2 separate regions of the Homo sapiens genome follow, and region 2 is linked to region 1. A link is an interaction called in ENCODE POLR2A ChIA-PET data of the cell type or tissue named here. Cell type or tissue: IMR-90. All regions are shown on one strand. Links, peaks and the distances in the headings refer to the core of each region. The heading gives the core; the rest is flanking DNA. Region 1 overlaps ARHGEF37 (Rho guanine nucleotide exchange factor 37). Region 2 overlaps CSNK1A1 (casein kinase 1 alpha 1).

What was found. Peaks named below come from ENCODE experiments on the same cell type or tissue, not always from the same donor. Only the 100,000 strongest peaks of a DNase experiment are listed, where the experiment ranks them.
Region 2: POLR2A ChIA-PET joins it to region 1 with 13 read pairs; 7 of 35 experiments call an interaction of 5 or more read pairs at or near these places.

The regions. Positions count from the first base shown.
Region 1 is chr5:149,602,608-149,618,852 of GRCh38, reverse strand. It overlaps ARHGEF37 (Rho guanine nucleotide exchange factor 37), which reads right to left. Exons shown (of 13, transcript NM_001001669.3): 4 at 9,158-9,305; 5 at 2,087-2,286; 6 at 547-677. It also overlaps the pseudogene RNU6-588P. Among named protein-coding and RNA genes, the nearest start is that of ARHGEF37, 29 kb to the right of the region's middle. RefSeq lists enhancers at 495-764, 895-1,024, 1,895-1,964, 7,233-7,527, 12,460-12,599 and a silencer at 2,741-2,941. In IMR-90, for the core only: no CTCF peak of the experiment used is centred there; a DNase peak (open chromatin) is centred at 7,292; H3K27ac peaks cover 329 bases.
Region 2 is chr5:149,522,564-149,538,808 of GRCh38, reverse strand. CSNK1A1 (casein kinase 1 alpha 1) reads left to right here. Exons shown (of 10, transcript NM_001892.6): 3 at 13,638-13,764. Among named protein-coding and RNA genes, the nearest start is that of CSNK1A1, 21 kb to the left of the region's middle. RefSeq lists an enhancer at 15,168-15,337. In IMR-90, for the core only: no CTCF peak of the experiment used is centred there; no DNase peak of the experiment used is centred there.

The DNA.
Region 1 (16,245 bases), core at 3,628-11,627:
ACCTTTCCACAGACTCGCCCACCAGAGCTGGTTCTCGCAACCCCAAAGCTGAGAGGGTGGTGTAGCTCAGTGGTTTTACATTCAGAGCATGGAATCGGATACACAAGCATGAGCCCCAGTTCATTGGCTTCCTAGCCGTGTGACTCTGGACAAGGGTTTTACCCTCTCGGAGTTTCTGTTTTCTCATGGGGATAGTGGGAACACTTATTTCATTGTGTGAGCATGCTTGGTTTCAGAGCAGGCACTCCACCAACCTGTGCTGCTAGAAGTAGCTATTTAGGGCTGGTCCTTTGCCCAAACCCAGAGACCAGCTCTCCTATCTGTGTAAATAGGCCCCAAAGAGAGTGGCCCAAGACACTGGAGAAACCCCTCCACTGGCTCTTCAGAATCAAGTGGGGTGCCACCTCTGCCTCTTCCCAGCACCTCAATCTCTCAGCCTCCATTGCCTCAGTTCTGAAAGGAGCCTAAGTCCCCTGTCTACCCACTGTGCAGGGCCTGGCCTTGGGGGTGGCTGGATGTGACTCTTCCTCCCAGGCGCACGCTCACCCTGGGGATCAGCCCCGCCTCCTGCTTCAGCAGCTGGCTCAGCCGGGTGGTCTTCTTGGAGAGGGTGTGTGTGTTGATGCGGGCCAGCCGCTCCCGGAGGGTCAGCTGCTCTACCTTGGTGTACTTGGAGGCTGCAACGACAGAGAAGAGGGGAAGCACGGTGATCAAGCCAACTCAGGAAAGTGGATGTCACGGACATGCCCGGCTGGGCACCTGCTTGGGCCCTCTGCTCCATCAGGGTCACATTCATGAGGTTAGTGAGTCACACAGGAAAAGCATAGGGTCCTCTGTCTGAGGTGTGAGCCCTGGCTGAAGAGCTTCCTGCCTGCTTGACTTTGGGAAGTCACCACTCCTTGGGGCCTCAGTTTCCTCATCTGTAAAATGGGACCAGCCACCTCGCAGGATTGCTGGGAGAGTCACCTAAGACAGAGGGTCTGAATGAACTTCCTAAAGAAGAACCCATGGAGGAGAGATTTGCCTGGGGTCCCTCAGCCACTTTGAGCCAGGCCAGCTGGGAGCCACGCTTCCCGGTCCTGACTCAGTGCTTCCTACTGATCTGTCGTAGGATGGAGAAGCAGGTGGGGAGGAAATCCAAAGCTGCTAAATATAGTATAGCATGGTGGTGAAGACTCCAGGCCTGAGTTTGAAACCTGGCTCTGTCCCTTACCAGTTCTGCGACAGGAAGCAAGTGATGCATGCTCTCATTTTACCTGACTGTGAAATGGGGCTAACAGGGCCAACCTCAGAGGGTTAGTGCAAAGACCAAATATGACAATGAAGGAAAAAGCATGGCACAGCTAGCCCTTAGTAAACATTAGCTGAATTGCCATTTTTATGTTGTCTCAGTCATGTAATTGAGTTTCTCTTAACTTGAGACACTGTTTCGTTTTCCAAACCTTTCTGTTTTAATAACCTGAGAGGCAGGCTCCCCAGATATATGCACAGCTCTTTACCTCCCCACTATTGATTTCTCCTCCACAGTGTGGCAGTCATGTGGTTTGGATGAGATTGATCTCACTTTAGCTCAAGGGGTGGATTGCTGACTGATACAAGCCAATTTATATAATTCCAAACCCCTGGCAACAGTGATTAATTCAAAGAAGGGCACATAACCCAGACCTAAGCCAATCAGTTCATGATGCCCTAACTTTGGTGATTAGTTCAAGGTAAGCACATGACCCAGGTGGGTCCTATCAAAGAGAAACTTTGACTTAATTTTTGTGGCTAAGGGGGAAAAAACCCTGCCTTACCCGGGTAAGTGTGGTGTGCAGCTGTGAGTCTTGGAACAGCCACAACTTACTATTATGAGGCAAGCCAGCCTGAAGATGAAGCTGATACAGAGTAAAGAGCAGAGACAAGGGAGTTACAGGGAACTGGAGCCAGCACCCTGATCGAACCCTACCTAAAGCTTGCATTACCTCTGGATTTATAGTTACATAAGCCACTACATTCTCTTTACTGGTGAAGCAGATTTTAGATAAATTTTCTGTAACTGGAAGCATTCCTACTAATGTGTCCCCTTAAATGCCCAAGTCCTTACCCACTTCCTTGCGCATCTTGTACTCATTGATATTGGTGTTCACGTCCTGGAGGGCAGAGACAGCCCTCTGAAGGACAGGATAGGCACTGGCATCAGGGACTGTGTTCTCCAGGATTTTCTGCAGCAGCAGTGGGTACCTGGTGATCCTCTGCAGAGGAATTACCAGCAAGAAACTGAGGCCTGAAGATCCAGCTTGCGGCCTGAGGGAGAAGGCTGGTATTAGGCAGGTAAATCCCACCCTCTGGAGGACCAGGGGGCCTGGGCTGTAGTCCTCACTCTACCATTTAGCTCACTGTGTGATCTCAGGCAAGTCACCCCCTCTCTGCGATCCTCCAGTTCCTCATCTGTAACTTGTGAGTTCTAGATGTTAGGCAGGCAGTGACGGTTCTGGGCCTTGGTTTCCCATCTGTCCCAAATCCAATGTTCAAGCTCTCTGCCCTCAGCTTGCTCGGCCTCTCCACAGCAGACACGACTGACTACACCCTTGCTCTTGAAACACTTTCTTCTTTTGGCTCCAGAGACACCCTCTGTCCTGCTTCTCCTCATACTCTGCAAGCAGCTCTCTCAGCCTCCTCTGCTGGCCTCTCTCCAATGCCGGAGTGCCCTGGGTGTCCTCTCCTCCCTCTCTCTCCACTTTCTCTTAGTGACCTCATTTGGTCCTATGGCTTTAAACACATCCCAAGCCCAGATCTCCACTTCCAACTTCTGTTCCAGAGCTCCAGACTGACACATACAACTAGATCCTTGACATCTCTGCTCAGATATGTCCCGAGCGCAGCTCAACTCTGTGTTGTGTATCCACATGATATCTTATTTAATAGAATGGTCTGCTGCCTTAAAGAAATGTTCGTGTTTTTTTGTTTTGTTTTGTTTTTTGAGACAGAGTCTCACTCTGTCACCAGGCTGGAGTGCAGTGGTGCGATCTCGGCTCACTGCAACCTCTGCCTCCCAGGTTCAAGTGGTTCTCCTGCCTCAGCCTCCCGAGTAGCTGGGATTACAGGTGCACACCACCACGCCCAGCTGATTTTTTTTTATTTTTAGTAGAGACGGGGTTTCACCATGTTGGCCAGGATGGTCTCAATCTCTTGACCTTGTGATTTGCCCGCCTCGGCCTCCCAAAGTGCTGGAATTACAGGTGTGAGCCACCACACCCGACCAAAAAAAATGTTCTTAAAATCACGGGAACTTAATTTTTAGAGATTTATTTAAAGTATTTAGGGGTAAAAAGTCATAATATCTATAATTTCCTTCAAATTAGCATAAAAATAGATAAAGCAAACAGCAAAATGTTAACACTTGTTAATTTTAGGTGGTGGGTATGTATCTATCACATTATAGTATTTTTCTATAGTTTTGAAACTTTTTATGAAAAAAAGTTAAAAAAAATGATTGCTTGAGGCCAGGAGTTCAAGACCAGCCTGGGCAACATAGCATGACCTCTGCTTCAAAAAAAAAAAAAAATTAACTAGGCATGGTGGTGGCTACTCAGGAGGCTAAGGCAGGAGGATTGCTTAAGCCCAGGAGTACGAGGATACACTGAGCTATGATCATGCCACTGTACTCCAGCCTGGGCAACAAAGCAAGACCTCATCTTTTTAAAAAAAGTGAAAACAAAAAAAACTCTGGAACTAATGGTGCCAAGGTCCCTTCCAGATACACCACTGATGCATGGATGACTAGTTATAGTCTCCTTCTTAAGGATGTCTGGAATTTCATCCAGAGTCCCCAAGTCAATAGCATCCGGGAAGGGGCTCCACAGTCTTTTCTTGATTATGACCAGTAGCCCCTAGGCCCAGATTGGAGAAAGCCACAAAGGTTTCAAATCTCAGCCATCTAAGTGTGCCTTCTCCTTGAAGACTCAACCAATGCTGCTCAGGAACTTTCTCTGGGCCCTCCCTGATGATACTCGTGCCTCTGGCTCTCCTTCCTTAGGAAAATCTCCAGACCAAATGTCCAGGAAAGATCAGCCATGAAGCTAAGAATAGGCAGAGCAGGTGGGAGCCCCTCAGAAGCTGCAGGGGGCAGGATTACCCATCAGGAGACGCCTACGCTGGTCATCTGCTCTCACCAAGGGTGTCCTGGGGCTTGGCTGACTGTGGGCAGGGGAGGTGGAAACCACTGCCAGGTATTTGCAAGACTCCATCCTCTGGACTTCCTTTCCATGGGAAAGAGCCAAGTGTCTCCTGGGGACAACTATCGCCTCACAAATTAGAGAGCAAGGGGTCCTGGAAGAGATGACCGCGTACTTTCCTTACAATCATGAAGGAATTACCAAAGAATGAGGGCATCCGCTCACATTTACAGACTTTCTAAGGTAATTTGGACAATACTTTTTTATGCAGCTTTTCAGATAGGCAACAGAAATTGAAAGATGATACACAGAGCTGGGTGAGTGTGGAAAAACAGGTCTTTGTACATTCTCTTGGTGGGAGTATCAACTGGCAAGATCTTGGAGAGGCAGAGGAGTTTGGCAATTTGTAAAGGGTACAAACCCTTTCTTCCATCAATCCCATCCTAGAAATATACCCACAAAAATCCAAACCCAAGTGAGCAAAGATAAAGGTACAAGTTGTTCAGTGACTCTATTTGAGTTAGTAAATAATTGGAAACAACCCAAATATGCTTCAATAGAGGAATGGCCAATAAACCATAGTCTAAGAACAGTCCAGGAAAGAAACTCTGCAGCCATTAAAAAAAACACTGTGCTGGGCGCAGTGGCTCATGCTTGTAATCCTAGCCCTTTGGGAAGCCAAGGTGGGCAGATTTCTTGAGTCCAGGAGTTGGAGACCAGCCTGGGCAACATAGAGAAACCCTGTCTCTACAAAAATACAAAAAATGAGTCAGGTGTGGTGGCACACACCTGTAGTCCAAACTACTCAGGAGGCTGAGGTAGGAGGATCCCCTGAGCCTGGGAGGTCAAGGCTGCAGTGAGCTGAGATTACACCACTGTACTCCAGCCTGGGTGACAGAGTGAGACCTTGTCTCAAAAAAAAAAAAAAAAAGAAAACACTGTAGAAATATCAATATCCATGCTGTCCTGAAAAGATATTCATTACTATGGTTAAGCATAAATGTAAGTTCTAGAACAGCATGTATAGAAGCAGCCTCATAAAAATTCTATCAGACGGGCGCCGTGGCTCACGCCTGTAATCCCAGCACTTTGGGAGGTCAAGACTGGCAGATCACGAGGTCAAGAAATCAAGACGATCCTGGCCAACATGGTGAAACCCTGTCTGTACTAAAAATACAAAAATTAGCCGGGCGTGGTGGCGCACTCCTGTAGTCCCAGCTACTCGGGAGGCTGAGGAAGGAGAATCGCTTGAACCCCGGAGGCAGAGGTTGCAGTGAGCTGAGATTGCACCACTGCACTCCAGCCTGAGTGACAGAGCAAAACTCCGTCTCAAAAAAAAAAAAAAATTCTATCTATCTAACCATCTATCTGTCTGTCCATCTATGTGTCTCTCTATCTATAAATATACAGTAGAAAATTTGGATGGAAAACATTACTAGTGGAATGGATTTTTACTTTTTACTTTATATACTTGTGTTATTGGAACTTTCCTTTTGTTCAATAAGCATATGTTGCTTTTATATTTAAAACAAACACACCTAGCTGATAAAGGAAAACAAAGAAGGTTATCTGCCTTCTCCAAACTCTGCTGCCTCAGCCATCATTCTGGAATTGCAGTGCTTTGTGCTGGACGGGCCCACCTCTGCAAGGCCGCCTTTTCCACCCTGACAGCTCTACCATTAGGACAGTCCTACCTAGGGCAGAGCTTCCTGCCCACTGCAAAGGTGAGTTTTTTTATTCCCTTGGCTCTCAGATGGGAAGAGTTGCCTTAAAAGACAGAATGAACATCCTACCCAAATAAAGGGTGGGGTCAGCGTGCATTTTGGAATCCCAAGGAATCTAATAACCTGGTGCCATCTATCATAGCAGACTGAGAAAGAACTAGTTATGGCTGGCGTGGTGATTATTATTGGCCAGGCTCTGGAAAGTAATGCCGCAGGCATTTAACGGGCAGGGACAGGACCAGGTACACTGGATGTCTTGCAAGGACAGTCCTGAACTACAGAGAATTGTTCCATGTCTCATATGTCCCCCTGAACATTCAGAAACTGAACAAAGGCCTCGAAATGTGTTACACTTCTAAGAACCTAAATATGTTTGTCACACTTGGACTCTATCCAGTCATATATCATAATACTGGGAATTACTATGACACTATCTTTTATAAATCCCAATTTCAACGGTGTTATTTCCTTCTTTCTCTTATCATAAATAAGAAAGTCAGGTTTAGGCCAGGCGCCATGGCTCACGCCTGTAATCCCAGCACTCTGGGAGGCCGAGGTGGGCGGATCACGAGGTCAGGAGATGGAGACCATCCTGGCTAACACGGTGAAACCCCATCTCTACTAAAAATACAAAAAATTAGCCGGGCGTGGTGGCCGGCGCCTGTAGTCCCAGCTACTCGGGAGGCTGAGGCAGGAGAATGGCGTGAACCCGGGAGACGGAGGTTGCAGTGGGCCGAGATCGCGCCACTGCACTCCAGCCTGGGCGACAGAGCGAGACTCCATCTCAAAAAAAAGAGAAAGTCAGGTTTATTGTCACTGTCAGTTGCTATTCTAGGGTAAACACATTCTGTGCCCTTTCATTTTTCTGTACTTTTTGTACAGAACAGCTTCAGATATCTCTTTCTTTAAATCCAAACTTATTTATTACAAGTAGCTGCAAGCATCTGATGGCTTCCTTATATCTTTTAGTAGTGGTGTCCAAGCATATGCACACTAAACTATATAGCATTTTATTGGAAATTATTTTCCTTTTATTTCTCCTTTCTTAGTGAAGCCATTATACTGATTTTTTTCAGTTACATATATAGGTAGAAGAGATATATTTATTTATACATATATTTCAGGATATGTCTTAGGATAGTAAATGTATGTAATATTTGTTATAACAAGGGAGCATGGCACTGATAAAATTGAGAACTACAGTGTGGTCTCAGAGAAAATAGAATCCCTGCCTAGCCGAGATAACTATAATACGTGAGATTCATTGAGTGTCACTCGTGTGCAATGAATCAATGCCCCATGCGGGGCTGTTATTCCTCCCACCTTACACATAAGGAAACTAGATCCTGAGACATAAGATGGCTCTCTCATGGCCAGGGGCCAAGCCACATCCACCACCATGGAGCTCGGCTACAGAGCCCATGAGCAAAGCCCAGCTGGCCTGGCTAGGAAAGACCAAAGTGCAGAGGATGTAATAAACAGCAGCCTCTGAGCAAACTAGGGCTCCCACACACAGTGTTTATTAAATGTCTGAGCTAGATGCCAGCACTGAACTCTTGAGAGATGTTACATCTAAGTTTCTGGCGTCTCTTAAAAAAGCAGAGGCTCTGGCCACAACAGACCCTCATTTCTACATGGCAGCTGAGGCAGATGGTTTGCAAAAACATCACTGCTATTATTCCTCCCCCAATCTCTACAAGCCTTTGTCACTATGAAGCTCCTGCTACCAAGAAATGCAGTTTATTTCCCCACCCCTTGAGTATGGGCTGGCCTTAGGACTTCATTTGAATGACAATGTGCCAGTTCCCAGCTAAGACCTCTAGATGCCAAGCCCTCCCCACAGCCCTTAGAACCATGAGACCATGATGTGAATAAGCTAGCAGGCGGGAAGAGGAGAGACCATAGGACCACAGGTGAGGCAGCTCATGTGTCCCAGATACATGAAAAAACCCAGCCAGGATCAGCAAAGCTGACCTGCAGGTGACTGCAGATATTTGAGGGTGCTAATGATTCCAGGAGAACATTTACTGAGTACACCTAAATTGCTAATATGCAGAAGTATGAGCTAAATAAATGTTTGTTTCAAGCCACTACATTTTGGGGGTGATTTGTTATCTAGCAAAAGCCACTTGATAGCAGCAATTAGCTAAGGCTGTCCTGCAGCTGCACGCTACACAGGGTCTGTTGTCTCTAGTGTGCGCAGCCTCCACTTCTCCCTTTTATCTCATCTCTGGCACCTTGCTTCCCTTTATATCTGTAAACTGTAGAAATATATTTTGTGACTCTTGCAGAAGCCTGTTTGTAAGACCCATGAAGGATGAATAAAAAGGGAAAATGAATACAGTTTTTTTGGGAGCAGAGAGGGGCTAGGACACGGGTTCTTGAAAAGGAGACTTTAGGCCTGGCATGGTGGCTCACGCCTGTTGTCCCAGCACTGTAGATATTTTTTACTGTAAAAAATACAGCCAGCCAGATATTTTTTACTGTAAAAATTTTGATGTTTTAAAGTTTTTTAATCTTATAATCACGTTACCCATTCGAAAATTTAAATTCGAATACATATTCTCTACATTTTTCTACCTGAGGCTTCTACCCATTGGTGCTAATTCTAAGCTATGAGTCCACCACGGACTGGTGATACTCTCCCTTTTCCATGTGGCAGGACTTCAGCCACCGGTAGAGAGGGAGCCTCAGGTGATACACACCTGCTTCTTATCACTATGGGAACACATGGGTCCCACCATCTCACTGCCCTTTCCTGTGCTTCTCATGAGCACTGTTCCCAAACGTTTCCGCTTCTCCAACCCTGGACATGTGGTAGGATGGCATGCCCTGCCTCCTGGCTGTTGAATGAAGCTATGATTAGTCCTGGCCAATGAATTACGAGAAGTGATTAATATTATTTCTGGCCCACAGCATTCAATTGCCAGCATTAGACTCTCCAGAGCTCTTTTTACTTAAGCCACAGTTACTGGCAATATTCCAGACAGTGGCTGCTGTGAGTTTGGGTGCCGAAGTGAGGATGACAAAGAGCAGAACCCCAAGTCAGCCTTCAGTGGAGCATAAGGAAGACATAAACCTTTGTTGTTTGAAACCACTGAGATGTGGGAGCTGTTTGTCTCTGTGGCACAGCCTGCCCTATCCTGACTAACACAGGCTCTGACAGAGCAACACTCGTGAAGCAGCACGAATGGCATGAAAAAGGGGTGAGACCATAGCTGCTCCTGAACCGGGTCAGTGGGGTAGGAGCGAGTGCTCACTGGCCGTTCTACTCACACCACCGCCTCAACGATGCCCTGGATGTGCCGCTGCAGCTCCGGCTCCTTCCGGTACGTGTCCACCAGTAGCAAGGCCTGGTCGTAGCTGGCACAGTAGACCTTATAGACTTGCTCCAACTCCTCTTGGAATTCCAGAAATATGTTACCTGAGAGTGAAGACGCAACAAGGGGTCGTCAAGGGCATGTCTGTGTGTCCCCTAGCTTGGAACAGGGAGGCAGTAAGTAAACCCCTCCAGCTCTCCAGTGAGATTGCTGGGTTTACCAGCATGTCACCATGGGCAAATGACCTCATCTTCCTGACTTTCTGTTTTTTTCATCTTTTCACAAGGTTGTTCTGAGGATTGAGTGACAGAATGATATACATCTTAGGCTAGGAAACTGTGAGCACTTACTAAATGGTAGCTATAGTCATACCAGGAATATTAATAATGCTCACATTTGGACAGTGCTTTATAGTACACAAAATACACTCAACCATTAGCTTGTTTTTTTGTTTTTTTGTTTCTTTTGAGATAGAGTCTTGCTCTTGTCCCCCAGGCTGGAGTGTGGTGGCGCAATCTCTACTCACTGCAACCTCTGCCTCCCAGGTTCATGCCATTCTCTGCCTCAGCCTCCTGAGTAGCTGGGATTACAGGCTCATGCTACCATGCCTGGCTAATTTTTGTATGTTTAGTGGAGATGGGGTTTCACCATGTTGGCCAGGCTGGTCTTGAATTCCTGACCTCAGGTGACCCACCCACCTCGGCCTCCCAAAGTGCTGGGATTACAGCTGTGAGCCACCACTCCTGGCCACTCATTTTATCTTTATAATTAAAGATAAAATGTGTGGCAAGCACAACAAATCCCCAATTTACAAAGACATGCTACAGCATAACACAACTGGTTACAGTGTGAGCTTGGATTCCAGGGAACTAGGGACAGATCTCCAGCAACCCTTCCCCAGTTGTGTAACCTGAGGCAAGTGTTTCACTCCTCTAGCTCTCTATTTTCTCATCTATGGAATGCAAATAGAAACAGTACTTACTGCCGGGTGTGGTGGGTCACGCCTATAATCCCAGCACTTTGCAGGCCAAGACGGGTGGATCACGAGGTCAGGAGTTCCAGACCAGCCTGGCTAACATGGTAAAACCCTGCCTTTACTAAAAATACAAAAATTAGCCGGGTGTGATGGTGTGCCCTTGTAGTCCCAGCTACTCTTGGGAGGCTGAGGGAGGAGAATTGCTTGAACCTGGGAGGCGGAGGTTGCAGTGAGCTGAGATCGCGCCACTGCACTCCAGCCTGCACAACAGAGCAAGACACCATCTCAAAAAAAAAAAAATTTGTTTGCATATTTGTTATTTTTAATCGCCATCCTCATATGTCATATTACATATGTAATATATTTATTATATATGTCATATTACATATGTAATATATTTATTATATATGTCAGGCCTCTGAGCACAAGCTAAGCCATCATATCCCCAGTGACCTGCACGTATACATCCAGATGGCCTGAAGCAACTGAAGATCCACAGAAGTGAAAATAGCTTAACTGATGACATTCCACCATTGTGATTTGTTTCTGCCCCACCCTAACTGATCAATGTTTTTTATAATCTCCCCCATCCTTAAGAGGTTTCTTTAGGCCGGGCCCGGTGGCTCATGCCTGTAATCCCAGCACTGTGGGAGGCCCAGATGGGTGGATCACAAGATCAGGAGATTGAGACCATCCTGGCTAACACAATGAAATCCCGTCTCTACTAAAAATACAAAAAAAATTTGCCAGGCATGGTGGCGGGCACCTGTAGTCCCAGCTACTCGGGAGGCTGAGGCAGGAGAATGGCGTGAACCCAGGAGGCGGAGCTTGCAGTAAGCTGAGATCGTGCCACTGCACTCACTCCAGCCTGGGTGACAGAGCAAGACTCCATCTCAAAAAAAAAAAAAAAAAAAAAAAAAGAAGTTTCTTTATAATTCTCCCCACCGTTGAGAATGTACTTTGTGAGATCCACCCCCTGCCCCCAAAACATTGCTCTTAACTCCACCGCCTATCCCAAAACCTGTAAGAACCAATGATAATCCCACCACCCTTTGCTGACTCCTTTTTCGGACTCAGCCCGCCTGCACCCAGGTGAAATAAAGAGCCTTGTTGCTCACACAAATCCTGTTTGGTGGTCTCTTCACATGGATGCGTGAGACAATACACATATGATAAGTGCCATGAATTAAAACGGAGCCAAATAAAGAGTTAGAAAATGGTGGGGGATGTACTTGGGGAAGGCCTTTCGCAAGATGTGAATGTCTACCAGAGAGGCAGAGGTAACTAGTCCTGGGAACAAGCAAGGGAAGAGCAGCACCAAGTATTAGGGAAGGACACCTGCAGAGGCCCTGAGGCAGGACAGTGCTGGCCACAAGGGCAACAGCAAGAAGGCAAGTGTGGCTGGAGTAGGTGAACAAGGGCATAAAGTAGAGGAAATAAATCTCCAGGTGGATGGTGTCAAAAAATAAAACAGGTTGGGTGCTATGGCTCATGCCTGAAATCCCAGCATTCTGGGAGGCCAAGGCGGGTGGATCACTTGAGGCCAGGAGTTTGAGACCAGCCTGGCCAACATAGCGAAACCCCGTCTCTACTAAAAAAATACAAAAATTAGCCAGGAGTGGTGGCAGGTGCCTCAGGAGGCTGAGGCAGGAGAACTGCTTGAACCCTGGAGGCAGAGGTAGCAGTGAGCTGAGATTGCACCACTGCACTCCAGCCTGGGCGACAGAGCAAGACTGTCTCAAAAAATCAATTAATTAAAAAATAAAAATAAAGTAGAGGAAATAAGCAGGAAACAGAAGCCAGATCATGTAGGGTCTTAAAGTAAGTGGAGTGCAGTAAGGGATTCAGGTTTTATTCTGATGGTTGCAGGAAGCAACTGGAGGCCTTTGAGCAACGGTGACATGATCTGATTTCTGCTTAAAAGGATCACACTGGTGCTCAATTTTAGCATCATATACGCTAAAGTTGGAACAATATAGAGATTAGCATGGCGCCTCTGCAAAAATGACATGCAAATTTGCGAAGCGTTCCATACTTTCAAATCAGAAACTAATGAGATTAGTTACCTACAGAGGGTGGACGGACTTGAGAGGAAGTGGTGAGGGTGAAGAAAAATATATTAACCACAAGAAGGCAGGTGGGGAACCAGGGACCACAGGAAGCCCAGCTGACCCTACTGCCTGCCAAAGCCATGGGCTAGACCTGTGACCCAGACAAGGTCTGTGTTGGGACACATCAGCTGGTGGCCAGAGGTGCATGGTCCAGTTCTCAGCAAAGATCCCCATGGGGAGATCGCAGTCCCAGGGCCTACCCTTTCCCGGTGTTGGTTCAGCTGATGCCTAGCAAGAACTCCCAGGAGAAGCCCCTAGAGCCAGACAGAACATGACCACCCGAAACTGCAGCCAGGAAGAAGCTGTGTGAGAGAGAGATCAGCCAACTGCAGAGACGGCCTGGCTAAGAGATAGCTTGGGTGTGGCCGTGAAACCTAGGCCGGTTCCCACAGTCTCCTCAACATGGGTGTGTCCTCAGAAATGAGACAGACATGCCAAGGAAACTGTGTCATACCAGTGTGGCCAGAGGCAAGGGTGTTTCAGTAACTAAAGGATGGAGGAAAGTGAACTCCCACAGAACAGAGTGGTCCAAAGAGGCAAGAATGGCAATTACACCAAAGGAAAGGCTTGTTTCCTCCCTGCTTGTCCTTCTCCAGTCACAGATTAGCAAACAATTTATTCCTAGCATAAAAGGGGATACTCATCTCTAGCTGGGATTAGTTGGAAAGGAGAGAAAGGGAGGCAGCATGGTCAAGACCTAGGGCTCTAGAAGAGCTGGGTTCAAATACTAACTCTGCCTGGTCAAGCTGTGTGACCTTGGGAATGTTACTTAGCCTCTCTGAGCCTCAGAGACGTTTTTGGTAAAATGGAGGTTATTAATAATAATCAACAAGTAACGATGTTATGAGAACTCAAAGAGCTCCTTCAGGTTAAGTACTTGGCATCATTGTTGGCACAGAGATGGATACTATTTTCATGATCATTTTAAGGTGGCAGTAACTGGGACTCAGAAAGGAAAGAGCTTGTGGGTGGCAGGGACTTGTTAGTCAGATTCCAAAGCTCCTGCGGTAACCTAGACCTTCAATGCTCAAATACAGTAGTCACCAGCCACACGTGGCTATTGGGCACTTGAAATATGATGAACCCCAAATGCGATGTGCTGTCAGTGTAAAAGATACTGGATTTCAAAGACTTCATACAAAACAAAAGTAATGAATGATGAATGTTTATACTGATTACATGTTAAAATATTATTTTGGATCTATTGAGTTAAATAAAAGATATCATTAAAATTAATTCCAGTTGCTTCTTTAATTTTCTTAATGTAGCTACTTGAAAATTTAAAAAATTTGCAGCTAACGTTATATTTCTTTTTTTCTTTTCTTTTTTTTTTTTTTTGAGATGCAGTCTTGCTCTGTTGCCCAGGCTGCAGTGCAGTGGCACAATCTCGGCTCACTGCCACCTCCACCTCCTGGGTTCAAGCAATTCTCCTGCCACAGCCTCCCAAGTAGCTGAGATTACAGGCACCCACCAACACGCCCGACTAATTTTTGTATTTTTAGTAGAGGTGGGGTTTCACTATGTTGGCCAAGCTGGTCTCGAACTCCTGACCTCAGGTGATCTATCTGCCTCAGCCTCCCAAAGTGCTGGGATTACAGGCGTGAGCCACCATGCCCAGTCTCCCAAAAATCTTTCAAAATGCTGTTGCTGGGCCAAGAGTTTGCAACCAGCCTGGCCAACATGGCGAAACCCAGTCTCTACTAAAAATACAAAAATTAGCCGGGCGTGGTGGCGCACGCCTGTAATCCCAGCTACCTGGCAGGCTGAGACATGAGAATCGCTTGAACCCAGGAGGCAGAGGTTGCAGTGAGCTAAGATTGCACCACTGTACTCCAGCCTGGGCGACAGAGAGAGATTCTGTCTCAAAAAAAAAAAAAAAAAAAAAAAATGGTGTTGCTGCCTTACTGGGAAAAGGGCTCTCCTTGCATAGCAAGGCCTAGGGGCTAGAAGGGGAATAGAGAGACAGCAGGCAAGAGCCAGAGCAGCCTGGCCTGGCACACAGTTGCACTGAGGAGAAGAAAAGCCATGTGGGTTATTTGGGCCTCTTTTTGGCAACCACAAGAGACAAGGGATGAGGAGGATATTTTCTGCAGACTCTGTAAAGGCCAGGGAACAGGACTGCCAAAGTTGCAGGGGAGAGAGGAATACAGGATGCTCTGTTAAATTTGAATTTTAGATAAACAATGAATAATTTTTTAGCGTAAGTAAGTCCCATGCAACATTTGGGATATACTTATACTAAAAAATTATTCATTGTTTATCTGAAATACAAATTTAACTGATCATCCCATATTTTAACTGGAAACCCTACAGTGAAGCAGTGAGGGCAGTCCATGGACCTATCACCAGGTGTGATCAGGAGACGAAGTAACATTTTGGCTCTGTGGCTCCAGCACAAAGGCAGACTGAGAAATGAAGACCTTTACAAGGAACCTCACCAAACCTCAAACATGTAGCTATAGAAGAGCCCGAGCTCAAAGTCCTTAGACCCTTAGAATGTTTTCAGCCTGAGGCTATATCAATTTCCATTCAAATAAGTGTTAATTATTAACCAAAATAATGATCAAATGATAAAAGAGAAGTACCTGTGAGAACATCTATAGGTACTTTTTAAATTTTTTTTATTTTTGAGACAGAGTCTCACTCTGTCACCCAGGCTGGAGTACACTGGCACGATCTCAGCTCCCTGCAACCTCCGCCTCCCGGGTTCAAGCGATTCTCGTGCCTCAGACTCCTGCATAGCTGGGATTACAAGTGTGTGCCACCACATCTGGCTAATTTTTGTATTTTTAGTAGAGACGGGGTTTCACCATGTTGGCCTGGGTGATCTCGAACTCTTGACCTCAGGTGATTTGCCCACCTTAGCTTCCCAAAGTGCTGGGATTATAGGGATGAGTCACCATGGCTGGCCTACAGGTGCTTTTTAAAATCTTGTTCTTTAATTTTGCATTCCTTTATCATTTGTAGGGAATAGTAACTCACATTGCTATTTTACTAAAGAACTATATTTTCAGAGGAATGATAAACACACAGTATACAGGCTTTAAGTCTCACCTTCTACCATGCAGAAGCAATTCAGTGTAGCAGTTAAGAGCTCTGACTCTCAGGGCCAACTACCTGCATTCAAATCCTGGCTCTGCCCCTAGCTGCGTGACTAAGCAGGTTATTGCCTCTCTCTGTGCCAAAGATTCCTCAACTGTAAAATGAGATAATGGTATCTACATTTCAGGGTTATTTTGAGATGAAGTGAATTAATATATGTACATAAGAACAGTGCTTAGCGTTTTGTAAACACTCAGAAAGTAGGTTTTTAAGATTTGTTTGCGTATTTAGGCCAGGCACGGTGGCTCACACCTGTAATCCCAGCACTTTGGGAGGCTGAGGTGGGCGGATCACCTGAGGTCAGGAGCTCGAGACCAGCCTGGCCAACATGGTGAAACCCTATCTCTACTAAAAATACAAAAATTAACCGGGTGTGGTGGCGGGCGCCTGTAATCCCAGCTACTCAGGAGGTTGAGGCAGGAGAATCGCTTGAACCTAGGAGGCAGAGGTTGCAGTGAGCCGAGATCATGCCATCGCACTCCAGCCTGGGTGACAGAGCGAGACTCCATCTCAAAAAAAAATAAAACTTTTTTTTGCATATTTGTTGTTTTTAATCTGCATCCTCATCATTCGTGTTCAGGAAAGGTTAGAAGATTGGTGGTGTAAAAGGGGACTTGGGTGGCCACAGTACTGGGTACCTTCATCTCCTCCTCCTTTCTGCCACTGTAGTGAATCTGACACCCACCCATTCACCTATATCTCCTGACTCCACTAGGAAATCCCTCACCATGGGAATCCTGGCAGCAGATGGGATGAGACAGAAGGAGACAGGTATGAGGTTTGGACCCACTCCTCCTTTCTTTCTGCTGTGCTCATCCTAACCATTTCAGAATAAGAAGACTATCCTCCTCAGGA
Region 2 (16,245 bases), core at 4,672-12,671, 81 kb after region 1:
CTGGGATTACAGGCATGCGCCATCACACTCGGCTAATTTTGTATTTTTAGTAGAGACGGGGTTTCTCCTTGTTGGCCAGGCTGGTCTCGAACTCCTGGTCTCAAGTGATCCAGCTGCCTTGGCCTCCCAAAGTGCTGGGATTACAGATGTGAGCCGCTGTGCCCAGCCATTCACTGTTAGGTTGAGTTTGGTTTTGTGTTTGGCTGTTTGCCCTTGATTGAAATTATTACCACCAAGCTGTACTTACAGAAATCCTAGTGTTCCCATTTTTGAACCTCCATAATATTATTTTTTATCCCTCTTAGAGAAGTGAGTGTTGTTAGCTTCTATTCTTCAAACGAGAGCTCTGATAGTTTGAGACTCTCTTGGTGAATTTAACATACAACACCTTGTACAGTACGTTGAAGAGAACAACCATTTCTTTCATTCAGTTGACATTCACCTGAGGGTACCTACCCTGTGCCAGTCACAGTTTAAGAAACTGGACAGCCGGGCGCGGTGGCTCATGCCTGTAATCCCAGCACATTGGGTGGCCGAGGCGGGCGGATCACCTGAGGTCGGGAGTTCGAGACCAGCCTGACCAACATGGAGAAACCCCGTCTCTACTAAAAATACAAAATTAGCTGGGCGTGGTGGCACATGCCTGTAATCCCAGCTACTAGGGAGGCTGAGGCAGGAGAATCGCTTGAACCTGGGAGGCGGAGGTTGCAGTGAGCCAGGATCGCGCCATTGCACTCCAGCCCGGGCAACAAGAGCGAAACTCCGTCTCAAAAAAAAAAAAAAAAAAAAAAAAACTGGGCACACTTCATTGAACAGACAATGATTTTGTGAGGCTTGCATTCTTTTTGAGCATCTGCTGTGAGCCTGGCATGTAATTGTGAATTTGTCTCCTGCTGAAAATTAGGAAGGATGTCTAAATCTCAAACTATGTGAGGACATAAATGTTTACTTAAGAGGGTAGCATATTGAGATGAGCCCCAAACAGTACCCTGAAACATTTAGAGATTGCCTTAGTTAATTGCAACAGTAGGACCCCGTTAAGACTATTCATGTGTATCCTTCTAAGTCAGCATTTTTCCAACCTCAGCTGTGTATAAATAATTACCACTTATAGAGTTTGTAAAAAATTCAGGTTACACTGCTCTACCATCAGATTTTTGTTTGACCAATTCTGGAGTGGGGACCAAGAGTTATTTTTTTTCTTTGTTTTGTTTTGTTTGTTTTTAATGTAATTACCACAAGGAATTTCTACTAAAGACCAGAGAACCACACTGAGAAATTCTGTGCTGAGGTTTTGGCACTCCATTGTATCAAGCTGTTGAGGGTAGTTAGTGAATTTTGCTGAGTGCTATGGCTGTTGTAGGAAATGGTATTGTCTTGGTTGTTGGCATTTTATCATTGTTGGTCAACTGTTTTTTGTTTGTTTTTCACTAGAGATGGAGTCTCACTCTGTCGCTCAGGCTGGAGTACAGTGGCACGATCTCGGCTCACTGCAACCTCTGCCTCCTGGGTTCAAGCGATTCTCCTGCCTCAGCTCCCTGAGTAGCTGGGATTACAGGCGCCCACTACTGCACCCGGCTAATTTTTGTATTTTTAGTAGAGATGGGGTTTCACCATGTTGGCCAGGCTGGTCTCAAACTCCTGACCTCAAGTGATCCACCTGCCTCAGCCTCCCAAAGTACTGGGATTACAGGTGTGAGCCACTGCACCTGGCCAGGCGACTGCTTTTTGTAATAAGAATAATAATCCCTTATTTATGTAATGCTTTGTAATTTATCAAGTGCTTTTACATAAACTCTCATAATTACCACAACACCTTTTGATAAATAAATAGGGTTATATTAAGAATCTTTGACCAGTGAGCAGAAATCACTTACACAGAGTCACAGAGCAAGAAAATAACAAGCCAGGACTAGAACCTATGTTTCTGGCTGCTGGTCCAGTATTCTTGGTACTATGTTACATATACTGTCAACTTAGCCAGCTTCCCATTCTTAAACCTAACTGCAGATTTACTGGACTACTTTTTAATGGTCTGGTCACTGAAGGACTTACTTTTATGAATATTACTTAGTGCTGTATTATTCAGGGTTGCACAGACTTGATAGCTATTCATGTATTTGAATAGCCATCTTTTCTTTCTTTGAGGTTGTATCATTCCTTTCTGGTAGCTTGTGTTGCTTCTTCCATTTTCCTTTTCCCCTTTGCTGTATGTTTGCAGCCCAGGCATTGTGTCCTTTCTTCTGTATTTGCTACGTAAAACAAACATATCAAACTTTGGAATGTTCATTGTTTTCTTTTTGTATTCATTTTCTCCACTAATGAAGATAATTTAATTTTGCCTTTTTGTATCGTTTTTGTCTACAGTTTCTTATCTAGAATACTTAGCTCTATCCATTTAAAGAGGATTTTCTAAGCAAATTAATTAATGCAAAGTAGGGGGAAGTGTTCCCTTCATCCAGTTATTTGTTCTCTTAGTATCTTCATACAGAAACATTGTCTGTAATACAAGTGCTAACTTATAGTGCAAAAATTACCCTAAAGAAAACCATTTGAGGCTGGGCACGGTGGCTCACTCCTGTAATCCTAGCACTTTGGGAGGCCGAGGTGGGCGAATCACCTGAGGTTGGTTGTTCCAGACCAGCCTGACCAACATGGAGAAACCCCATATCTACTAAAAATACAAAATTAGTCAGGCGTGGTGGCGCGTGCCTGTGATACCAGCTACTCAGGAGGCTGAGGCAGGAGAATCACTTGAACCCAGAAGGCAGAGATTGTGGTGAGCTGAGATCATGCCATTGTATTCCAGCCTGGGCAACGAGAGCAAAACTCTGTCTCAAAAAAAGAAAGAAAGCCATTTGGTGGCTGGGTGTGGTAGCTCACCCCTGTAATCTCAGCACGTTGGGAGGCTGAGGCGGGTGGATCACTTGAGGTCAGGAGTTTGAGACCAGTCCCCCCAACATGGCAAAACCCTGTCTCTACTCAAAACACACAGAAAAATTAGCTGAGTGTGGCAGCATGTGCCTGTAATCCCAGCTACTCAGGAGGCTGAGGCAGGAGAATCGCTTGAATCTGGGAGGCAGAGAGGTTGCAGTGAGCCGAGATTGTGCCAGTGCATTCCAGTCTGGGCAACAGTGAGACTCCATTTCAAAACAAAAACAAAGAAACAAACAAAAAGAAAGCCATTTGGTCTCTTAATAGTGTATTAGGAGATATTTTATAGGAGTGTGTTTGATTTCTTTTTTTCTTTCTGAAACTTTTTAATGTACATGTTATCCCTTTTTAAGGAGTGGAGGTAAGTCACTTGAGCCTTAAGAATTTGAGGTTTGAATTAGGGAGTTAGGAAGGGGGCCCAATTTTAGTATTTTACAAGTATGGTGGGTGGTAATGGCTTTGGACATGTTGAAATTAAGGTGAATGGCATATTGTGTTTTACTCTTGTGTAGTAAAGTTAGCAGCAAATACAGAACTGAGCCTAGGCCAGGGAACTGGGATTGGGGTTAGATCTAAGCAAGATCAGCATGTAAGTGATAGTGGAGAAAGTAAATTGAGAGGTGAGGACTCATCCCCTTGGTGGAAATTCGGAATTAATAAAGCAGGAGGAGAGTCAGGATAATGGGCTGTTGAATAAAGAAAGTAAGTTTTTAGGAAGAGGTAATGTGTATCCAAGAAGTAGGAAAGAAATGAGACTTAAAGCGTTTGGGGTTTGGCTGTGTTAGAGCTCAGTACCCAACAGGTGCTCAGTAAAGTAACTTGACTCAATGATTGGGTCTGAGGATAATCCGAAGAGGGAGTTAAGTATATAGAATTGAAAGGATAAGCAGAGGCCATATTTAGGAATTTTTTGATATATGAAACTCTTGCTTTTTTAGTAGGTAAGGGGCTTTTTTTTTTTTTTTTTTGGGAGACAAGGTCTCAGTGTCACCCAGGATGGAGTACAGTGGCTAGCCTCAACAGCCGAGGCTCAAGTGATCCTCCTGCCTCAGCTTCCTGGGGAGTACAGGCGCATGCCACCACGCCTGGCTAATTTTTTATTTTTCATAGAGAGACCGGGGTCTTTGTTGGCCTAGGCTAATCTCGAACCACCTGAGCTCAAGTGATCCTCCCATCTTGACCTCCCAAAGTGTTGGGATTACAGGTGTGAGCTATCGCATGGCTCCTTTAGTTTTTATAACAGAGAAATGACACAGTAAAACCATAGAGGGGTAACTGGAACTAGGAGAATATTTAAGAAGCTAATACAATAATCCAGGCATCTTTCAAAATTTAGCCCAGGTGCTAACATTTTTAGGAAGCCTTCTTTTTTTTTTTTTTTTTTTTTTTTTTGAGACAGAGTCTCGCTCTGTCGCCAGGCTGGAGTGCAATGGCGCCATCTCAGCTCACTGCAACCCCCGCCTCCCGGGTTCAAGCAATTCTTCTGCCTCAGCCTCCCGAGAGTAGCTGGGACTACAGGCGTGCGCCACCACGCCCAGCTAATTTTTGTGTTTTTAGTAGAGACGGGGTTTCACCATGTTGGCCAGGATGGTCTCGATCTCTCTTGACCTTGTGATTCGCCTGCCTTGGCCTCCCAAGGTGCTGGGATTACAGGTGTGAGCCACCGCGCCTGGCCAGAAGCCTTCTTTTTTATCTTCTAAGTAAATTGCTTATTCCTGTATTTTGTATTTATGGTTGCCTTTATATTACACTTGTCATCTACCAGTTCTTCATCAGCTTTATTGATATAATTTACCCACATAAAGGTTAACCTATTTAAGCTGTACAGTTTGTTTCTTAGTATATGTACAAAGTTGTACAACCATTACCATAATTCAAATTTAGAATATTTTCCTCATGCCAAAAATAAATCTTGAACCCATTGTCAGTCACTCCATTTCCCGTCAGCCCTAGGCAACTACTAATCTGCTTTTATATATTTGCCTATTAGAAAACATTTGATCAAGCTTTTGTAATTTGTGTTATGAAGACTATAAGTACATTTTCCACTTCCCAATGAAAAAGTGTATTTTAACATTTGTATCTCCCTGGACCTTCCAGTTCTCCACATGCTGTCCCTCAATACCACCACTATCAATGTTGGAGCAGTGATGACAAGAGCTGACAAAAGTTAGGTCATTTGTGATTTTTTTTTTTTTTGCAACTACGTCCCCGCTCAATTATTTGTGATCTTTGAAATAACACTTTGGGTATTACGGGGAAAATAACTATGTTACTGGGAACCAAGAAAAAATGAGAGTAAGATGCAAATATAAACCAGGTTTTCAAAAAATTACCTGAAGAAGAAAATAAGGTGATCTTACACACTATACCAACCTATGCTGTCACTTAGTTTCTTGTGAGCACCAGACTTCAGCCTGGTGCCAATCCACCCCTTAACCTGGGTCTCTGCCATCTGTCCTTTGAGAATCAACCTTACTTCCTCAGAGAAACTTTCCCTGATGCCTCCCTTAAAAAAAAAGATCAGATCCCCATAATTTGTGCCCCCACAATAGCACTCTTCTCTCCTTCATCATGGTGTTTATCACCCTTCCCCACTATAAGCCACGAAAGCAGCAATTATTTTGTTTTGTCTTGTTAGCTACTCTAAATATTGAATGGATAAATGAATAGTAACTTTGATAATGAACAGTGGTAAAGTTTTTTTTGTTTGTTTTTATAATTTTTGGAGTTAAGGAACATCTACATATCTTTGAAGGCAAAGGGCAAGGAACAAAGGTGGAGAATATGAAAATGTACGGTAATTCAAGGATCTTGGGGGTAATGTTGTAAGCAAAGGATTAGTAGTAACAAGGCAGCAAGAAGAGGGAAAACAAATCATCTTAGTTGACTACGTTATTGCTGAGCAAAACATACATGATTTTCAAATATTAGATCTTATTCTACAGGCTATTTATCTCAAAAGTTGGTTTGGAACAGGGGCTCTTAACCTGGTTCATAACCATATCCACCCCCCATGAGATCTATGTATTTAGACAGGTAAGGAAAATTACATTTTTATTTTCATGAGCTTCTCACTCAAATCTAGTATTTCTTTTTGATTTTAAGTGTAAGTAGGAAACCTCATGAGTTTTAGCAGAACCTTTGACTTTGTCACCAATAGAAATCACTGATTTTTGTGGGGGGTAGATGGAGTTTTGCTCTTACCGCCAGGCTGGAGTGCAATGGCGTGATCTTGGCTCACTGCATCTCCTGCCTCCCAGGTTCAAGTGATTCTCCTTAGCCTCCTGAGTAGCTGGGATTACAGGCGCCCAACGCCACGCCCGGCTGATATTTGCATATTTAGTAGAGATGGGGTTTCACCATGTTGGCCAGAGTGGTCTCAAACTCCTGACCTCAGGTGATCCATCTGCCTCGACCTCCCAAAGTGCTAGAATTGCAGGTGTGAGCCACTGCACCCAGCTAGAAATCGCAGATTTTTTTTTTTTTTAGACTAAGTCTCACTCTGTGGCCCAGGCTGGAGTGCAACAGTATGATCTCAGCATGAGCCACTCCGCCCGGCTGAAATCACAGGTATTTTATATCACATTATTGTTGCAGGTATCTTAAAATATAGTTTACACTCATTACTACATCAAAATTATAGCATTTATTAGACCTGCTCCTATATTTAATGCATTAATAAGCAGAGTGTAGGGCTGGGCACTGTGGCTCACACCAGTAATCCCAACATTTTAGGAGGCCAAGGCAGGCGGATCACGTGAGGCCAGGAGTTCAAAATCAGCCTGGCCAACATGGTGAAACCCTGTCTCTACTAAAAATACAAAAATCAGCCAGGAGTGGTCGCATATGCCTGTAATCCCAACAGGTGGATGAGGCATGAGAATCTCTTGAACCTGGGAGGCAGAGACTGTAGTGAACCAAGATCACACCATTGCACTCCAGCCTGGGCGACACAGTGAGATCCTGTCTCAAAAAATAATAATAATAAGGAGAGTATGTATATTACTATATCCCAAATTCCTTTTTTTTTTTTTTGAGATGGAGTCTTGCTGTCACCCAGGCTTGAGTGCAGTGGCATAAGCTCGGCCCACTGCAGCGTCTGCCTCCTGAGTAGCTGGGATTACAGGTCCCCACCACCATGTGCGGCTAATTTTTTGTTTTTTGTTTTTTTTTTTTTTGTATTTTTAGTAGAGACAGGGTTTTGCCATGTTGGCTAGGCTGGTCTCGAACTCCTGACCTCCAGCGATCCACCCACCTCAGCCTCCCAAAGTGCTGGGATTACAGGCTTGAGCCACTGCACCTGGCTCAAAATTGATTTTTTTTCTTTTTCTTTTCTTTCTTTCTTTTTTTTTTGAGACAGAGTTTTGTTCTTGTTGCCCAGGCAGGAGTGCAATAGCGTGATCTCGGCTCACTGCAACCTCGGCCTCCCGGGTTCAAGCAATTTTCCTGCCTCAGCCTTCCAAGTAGCTGGATTACAGGCATGTTAATTTTGTATTTTTATTAGAGATGGGATTTCTCCATGTTGGTTAGGCTGGTCTCGAATTGCCGACCTCAGGTGATCCGCCCTCCTTGGCCTCCCAAAGTGCTGGGATTACAGGCATGAGCCACTGTGCCTGGCCCCAAAATTGATTGTTTAGAAGTAATTTTATGCTAGTTCAATTTCGCTATAATTGATTTTCTTTATAATGCCTTGTATTTTATGCATTTAAAACATTCTGAGAAGAGATGTATGGGGAGAAGAGGTATCTGGTTTTGAGAATACATCTGTGTATAATGAATGGCAAATAGCTGTTAAGAATGGCATATACAAATATGAATGTATAGGAAAATTGAAAGGATTTTAGAGAAAAGGGAACAGAGTAGCTGAAACTTTTTTTTTTTGTTTATGTGTTCTTTTTTTTTTTTTGAGACAGAGTCTCGCTTTGTCATCCAGGCTGGAGTGCAATGGCGAGATCTCAGCTCATGGCAACCTCTGCTGCCTGGGTTCAAGCAATTCTCCTGTCTCAGCCTCCTGAGTAGGTGGGACTATAGGCGCCCACCACCATGCCCAGCTAATTTTTGTATTTTTAGTAGAGACGGGGTTTCACCATATTGGTCAGACTGGTCTCGAACTCCTGGCCTCATGATCCGCCCGCCTCGGCTTCCCAGAGTGCTGGGATTACAGGCGTGAGCCACCGCGCCTGGCCTGAGTAGCTGGAACTGTTAGCAGTAGTATCCTAAAGAGACAATTTGAGTTAGTTCTTACGGTTCAGCAAGATCTTGCTAGGCCAAATTCCTTTTCTGCTCCCATTAAAAAGGAGCATAAAGGTTGGATAATGATGGGCTGGCAAGAGACTAAGTTTGAGAGACAGTATCTTCAGGATATCTTGTAGGTGCTATTAAAATTGGATATATTATAGCACTGATTCAGTGTTGATACTTTTTAGTTGTTCACTGAAGACTCTGACATTAATAACCGAAAGATTGGCAAACGACTTTTTAACTTTTATAATTATTTGGCTTATTTGAACTAGGGATAAATAGATGCTTCCTGATGTCTTCACTTGGAGTGCAGGGAGTGTTTTTGCATTTCTTGTTTTGTTTTCCTTATCTGCCAAATCAAGCACTCCCTACACTGTTACAGCTTCTAATATGAGTTTTCATTATTTTACTCAGCAAATGTTTTGAGCATCTCTTGTGTATGCTGGGAATACAGATTGTGAACAAGACAAATATAATGATTGCCCCTAATTAAGTTAATAGTCTGAAGGGGAAGATCTACATTAAATTTTTTTTTTTACTGTTATTTTGTCCTGGTCATGGTGATGGAACTAACATATATTTGGGTAAAGTGCATATTACAATAATTACACTGATTTATTCTGGAATATTCTGGGTCTCATAGTAATACTTAAATATTTTTATATGAAAAATATGTATTTTTTTTCTCAAATACTCCCATTTTCATGAAGACATTTTTCAGAAAAAAGCAAACCCCTAGCTTGAAATCTCCGGCTATAGTATAACACTTCCTAATTGGTAACCATGTCATTGTCATTCCTTCCCCTGGTCCTCCATTTCCATATTGTATACTGATGCCAAGGCTAATAATTACTGATTTTAATTATGTCTCAGCCACAAACTGTAGTAATAGTTCACCCAATTATTTACAGCATGTAAAGCTCATAAGCCTTGCACTGAAGAACCTATACTGCAGCTTCAATCTATCTGCCACCTTGACTCTTCCCTTTATGACAGCCCATGCCCCAAAATGGTTTGCCCCTGCCTGGTAAGCCCTTTTCTGCCTTACTTATCAAAACACTGTTCATCCTTCAGGATCTGACTGGTAGCAGACTATTTTCCTAATACCTCTTTAGACAGATTTAGTTCTCATTGATCTTTTGTGTGAATCATGTTAGCATTTTTTGTCAGCCTCATTGACTTTTGCATGTATTGTCTTACATTTGTGCTTTTTGTGTATGTCTTAATTTTTAAATTGGATTTAATTTGGATATGCGTTTAGAGGAAAGGACATAAGAGCAGAGAGATAGACCTTGCCTTCTCTTGGCATTATCTTCAGACCTTAGATACTTTTTTTATGCTGTAAGTAAGTAATAATGGTTGTGTAAATTATGAACTCATTCTTCAGCCTAGTTTTAGGTAACACTGAAGTCTAAAGGTATAGATTTGAAACAAATGGAAAATGAGATCCCCGAACATTTTATCTTTTTAAAATTATTATTTTCACTTTCACCCATTAAATTACTTGATTTTTTTTAATGTTTCGTAACTTAGGAAGAATAAGGTCCAAATCAACTGGAATACTTTTTTTAGTCTCATAATTACCTGAGTACCTGCAATATGCACATCACTTTACCACTGTACACTTAGTAGCAACACGTCTTGTACTTAAAAATGTCTAAAGGTAAGACCTGTGTTTCTAGTTTGAAGGCCTAGAAAGTAAATGAGTGAGGTTTTTGTGTTGGTGTTTCAGACTATAAACTTAAATGGCCTCAGAGAATCGGGTTAGTGCTTGTTCATGACTCAGGTTCTGTGAAAAGGCTATTCAAATAAAAATAAAGCTGTAAGCTCTATCCTACCAGGTATAGAGACAAACACCAAAGTTACAGTAGATGAGTATTGTCAAGGGGTTAAGACTGTGGACACAAGCAATAGTTAATGGCTTTGGGAATTCTAGGAAATAGGAGACCAATGTGGGATAGGTGACATTAGGAAGATTTCTTTGGCATCTGGGTTTTAAGGTTGGGATTGAAGGTAGAGAAAAGCTCTCAGAATAGACGTGGGAAGCATGGAGGTGAAGGTAGAAACTAAGAATAAGTAAGATTGGAATAAGCAGAAGACCATTTCTGGTTCTGAATCTGTGTGTGATAATGTCTGAATGAGTTAGTCCAGATGGAAGAGCACAGATGGAGGGTGTGACGTTCTAGCTTTAGAGAATTAAGCTATATATTCCTTGAGACCAAAGGAAGTGTGAAAGATGTAAACTCCTGTCTCTTAGGTTTAAGGAGTTATAGTACCAGTCCATAGAAAAGAAAGTCCTAGCTGTTTTAGAACTGCATGGTTGCTCCACAAGGTAAAATGCCTTTGAGACGCTTATTTTTTTTTAGCTATTTTCAAGGAAGTATTTAATCCTCCTGACTTTGAGAATAGTGAATATGTCTTGTGTTCATAAATTTAAGCAAGGATGAAGAATGCCCAATAATGTGTGTGTGTTTTAAGTGTGCTTCTCAATTCATCTAATTCTTCCCAGTTTCTAACTATTAAGGGAGTTAGAGGCTTACATGCAGGTGATTTTGTTAGAGGCTTACTTTGCAGATGATTTCTTTATGAAATCATGTTAATTGCATGAAAATATAAAGTCTGAATTTGTGCCTTTTACATTTCAGGTTTGTGTTTGGGCTTAGATGGATGGTTATAACATTTGCTTGTTTTTTGTAGTTTTACATCTGAGCCATCAGTGGAAACCTGTCTAGAGCTGAGACTTGGTCTTATAAATAAGAGTTGATTTATGCCTTCCCTTTTGCCTATTTGACTTTTTGCGCCTTCTTACTTCCTTAGCTCTTTCTGGATTTGGTGTTCTCGTTTTCTTAAAAGCCTAGGTAAATTATATTTATATTAAACAAGTGTTGAACGTTTGTAATGGTAGGTTCGTGACAGATCTCTAGTCCAGATTTGCCTATCACATAAAAAGGAAGAGGGAAAATAACAAAAGAAAATAAAATGAGGAAAAGGGAAAGGAGAACCCAGCTTATTTGCTTTATCACTTACCTTTTAATACTGTTATTTATGTATTACCCAAAGCATCACTGTGAGCTTCTTTCAAGTAAATGTTTCAGCGAATGTGAAAGGTGTTGAATTCCCATAGGGAGAATAAAGAGTGGAAGAGGGAAAATAACAGCAGCTTTAGTATGCTGTTTTAAGCAATAAGGACAAAACTGGCTCTTCTGGCCGGGTGTGGTGGCTCAAACCTGTAATCCCAGGACTTTGGGAGGCCAAGAGGTGGATCAGCTGAGGTCAGGAATTCGAGACCAGCCTGGCCAACATTGTGAAACGCCGTCACTACTAAAAATACAAAAATTAGCTGGGCGTGGTGGCAGGCGCCTATAATCCCAGCTACTTGGGAGGCTGAGGCATGAGAAGCACTTGAACCTGGGAGGCAGAGGTTGCAGTGAGCCAAGATCGCACCACTGCACTCGAGCCTGTCGGACAGAGCAAGAGACTGTGTCTCAAAAAAAAAAAAATGGCTCTTTTGCTGTCACGTTGACACATTTGTTTCCTAGCCTAGTGGGCAAGACCTCTAGAAAGTTAAGCAGAACTTTTCCCTTACTGGGTTATCTTTTTCTGCAAAGAGGATGTGGAAATGGATTTGATTTTGTGTGCTTGGCAGTTATCCATGTGTCAGGTTTGGGAAGTAGTTCTCAAGAACAACTGAAGCAAAAGTCGTAGGAAGGAACTGAACTTTTTGGCTTATAATCCTCTTAGGATCTCTTACTCTCAACATAAGATTCTAGGGAGCATATTTATTATACCTGACTATGAGACCTATCTGAATAGATCTGAAATTAAAGCTGACTGATTTGAGGCTCCCCCCCCTTTCTCAGGTGCTATGCCTGAAATTTCTGCAGTTTTGGTAGATGCCATCAAGGGTTAATGGGTGCCCAGGACCACTAGTTAGAATAGACTCTTTTCTTAAAGAAGAGCCACAAGAGTAGCACATCTGTATAGTTATCTTTGCATTTTCTAGAAAAATATTCTTAAAAGATTAAATCCTCATACTCTAGTTTTAATATTGATTTTCTTGAATCATTGGCATTTATCAGCAAAGCAGGAAATGGCACTAAACAGTTTCCTACTTGACTGATACTTGTTATAATTTTGACACAGATTTTAGTTTTCTTAAAAAGCTGGTGAGGTACAGTGGTTCAACTTGTAATCCCAGTGCTTTGGGAGGCTGAGGCAGGAGGATCGCTTGAGTCCAGAAGTTAGAGACTAGCCTGGGCAACGTAGGGAGACTCTGCCTTTACAAGAAATTTGAAAGACCATGTCTCTACCAAAAACTTTTTTAAAATTTAGCTGGGCATGATGGCACGCCTGTGGTCCCAGCTACTTGGGAAGCTGAAATAGGAGGATTGCTTGAGACCAGAAGGTCAAAGGCTGCAGGAGTTGTGATTTGCCACTGCACCCCAGCCTGGCAACAGAGCGAGACCTTGTCTAAAAATAAATGAATAAATAAATAAATAGATAAATAAGGAGGAAGGAAGGGAAAGGAAGAAAAGCCTGTTCTCCCCTTTTGAATATTTTTAAAACATAAGCTTTCCAGATATGGTAAATTTTGGGATTGGTTCTTATTGGAGTTAACAAAGAAATGACTGCAGTTTAAGCTTTAAAATAACTTTTTAAACAAAATTTTAAGTATCACCTGATTTTCTTAGCAGAATTTAATATCTAGAAAAGTTTGAAAGAAAAGTGGTAGTGCTTATTTTAAGGAAAGTACTCTTACCAGAATCATAGGCATCAAAATTTGAAATAATTTATTGCAGTGATTTTCAGTCCTTGGGATAAATGAAATTGGCAGTTGATACTTCTTATTAGGGACACATTGTATACAGTAATACAGCCCAGGATAATTAAAACATGATTCCAGTTAAAAGCAAATAAATGTCATTACCTTGTGTTATATGGGTTATTTTCTGTGATCTGAAGCCAAGGAAAAATGTGACTCCTTTTTGAATAAGGACAAGTAATTATTGATTAAATGCAATTTGGTAGGAACTGGAATCGAAGTTCAGATAAAAGAAATCTTTGCTTTCTGAAACATTTTGGAATGACTGATAGAGTCATCTTCATTTCTTCAGTTACAAAGTAAATTCAGGTGAGATTAAGGAATTTGGTAAAGGCCATAGGAATCAGTGGCCAGTGGGTATAAAATTCAGCTGCCCTGGTAACAGGAGTGTTAAGGCTACTATGCATGTCCTATCTATATAGGAGAATGGAGTTGCATGACAGGGAAAAAAAAAAGTCTCATTACCCTTGTTTTGTCTTTGGGCCTTGTAGTTAATTAGTGGGTTTGTCTTCTGAGTAGGGGAACATTCGCCTTATATAATACCTAGTCAGTGAAAGAAAACTATATTATTCTTAGGGTTGATGATATTAAGTAATAGCTTTTTGTAATATCCTCTCTTCTCCTTTTGTTTCGTTAGGTGGTATGGTCAGGAAAAAGACTACAATGTACTAGTCATGGATCTTCTGGGACCTAGCCTCGAAGACCTCTTCAATTTCTGTTCAAGAAGGTTCACAATGAAAACTGTACTTATGTTAGCTGACCAGGTATGTGAAATTTTGATTAGAATATAAACTGAGACTAGTACTGTTGACTGGAATTTCATTATTCATAAATCAGAGTATTAAAATCCTGTGCATCACTATTTAACCTTAGCATAGGCAGAAAAAAAATAATAATGTGACTTGTAGATATTTTCCTATGGGAATAAGACAAAACCTGGAATTATCTTGGTTTCTTACTCATCTGTAGACTAGTAGTTTTCAATCTGCTCCTTCAGATGAAGTTTTAGTGTCATATGTAGCAGGTTATTGTAAGATTTTGTTTGGAGAGTTTAGAGTGTATGTATGCATATAATTGTTGATAAATGTTTATTGACATTTTGGTTAAATTAAGCAAAATTGAATATTATGTATTATGTGTGGGACTCTTAGAAAAGCTATATTTTTGAGGATAAAAAGGTCCTGAAGTAATATAAGGAAGAATTTTTTGACCAAGTAGATGCTGCTTGGAGTAATGGATTCTCAACCATTTGTGTTACTTAAGACCTAGGAAATTTTGGTGATGTCATGAATTAGATTGATGCATTGGCTGTAGGTTAGATTAAATGGTTTTTACAGCCAAAGTTTGGATATTTCGATCTTAAGAAATGAGAAAGATGAGTAAGGAACAAACCTTAAGGGAAAAGATAATACATTAAGGTAATGATTGGTAAATATCAAGACATGTATAATTTTTTGTTTTGATCAGTATTTGTTACCTTTAAGGGCAGGAAAATGCTGGAAATGCTTTAAGTTAAACTCAGTGTGCTTATAAAAATACTATGAAGAGAATGACATTTAAAAATATAATGGAGGGTTTGTGACAGCTCTCTAGTCCAGATTTGCCTATCACATAAAAAGGAAGAGGGAAAATAACAGAAGAAAATAAAATGAGGAAAAGGGAAAGGAGAACACAGGTTATTTGTTTTATCACTTACCTTTATTTACTTTATCACTTACCTTTTAATACTATTATTTATGTATTACCCAAAGCATCACTGTGAGCTTCTTTCAAGTAAATGTCATAAAGTAAAATGAGATAAACAGACATGGTATTTGAGGTGGAATTTTAGTAAGTTTGTAAATTCAGAGGGATGAAGAGAAGTAGGTTAATGGGCACAAAAATACAGTTAGGAGGAATAAGTTCTAGTATTACATAGTATAGTAGGGAAATTATAGTTAACAATAGCTTATCGTTTATTTCAAAATAGCTAGAAGAGTAGAATTGTAATGTTCCTAACACAAAATATAAATGTTTGAAGTAATGGATATCCCAACTACCCTGATTTGATAATTACACATTGTATACATGTAACAAAATATCACACATACCCCATAAATATATACAACTATTATAGATCAATGAAAAAACTTTGTCTATAATTCCAAGGATTAGAAAGTAGTGCCCATTTTCTGTAATCAGCACCTGATACTCCCCAAGCTTCTTAACCTTAAAAGTACTCAGTGGCTCAAGCAAATGTGAGCAAATTGTGATATTTGTGGCACAAAACAAACTCAAGCATTAAAAGGTTAAAAGTGGCGCGGCACACTGGCTCACGCCTGTAATCCAGCACTTTGGGAGACCAAGACACGAGGATCTCTTGAGCCCAGGAGTTCCAGGCTACAGTGAGCTATAATAATGCCACTGCACTCCAGCCTGAGCAATAGAGCAAAGACCCCATCTCTTTTATGTTAACAGCCTTTAATGTGGGCTGGGTTTGGTGGCTCATGCCTACAGTCCCAGCACTTTTGAGAGGCCAAGGCCGGTAAATCACCTGAGGTCAGGAGTTCGAGACCAGCCTGGCCAACATAGTGAAACCCATCTCTACTAAAAGTACAAAAATTAGCCAGGCGTGGTGGCTGACACCTGTAATCCCAGCTACCCGGGAGGCTGAGGCATGAGAATCACATGAACCCAGGAGGTGGAGATTGCAGTGAGCCGAGATCGCACCACTGCACTCCAGCCTGGGGGATAGAACGAGACTCTGTCTCAAAAAAAAAAAAAGCCTTTAATATGTTTTAACTAACATATATGAGTGAATCCTAATAAAAGAGTTATGGCTTATGTTTTTGTTTGTTCAGTAACACGTAAGCATCCATACATTGAACATGTATTGAGAGCCTACCACTGTACTTAGTGCTGGGGGTTGGGGTGGCAAAAAAATAAGAATTAGTCTCTTCCCTCTAGAAAGAAACTTAGAGTCTAATAAAGAAAGATGGAAAAATAAGATGTTCCATCCTTGTTGTAGAGTTGTAGAAGTCTCTGTTGGGTACACGGGTAACAAATGTGAAAAAATATAATTCTGAGGAAGGGAGATACAAGAAAGCTTTCATTTAAGGTAGTTGACACCTAAGTCTTGCTCTGTGGTTGACAGGTAACAGGTGTAAGTTGTTCAAGCCAGAGATTACTAGTTTGGCTTCAGAAGACATTTGTCAAGGTAGAAGAGTACAATTTAGAATCTGTGTATTCATGATAATAAAAGCTCT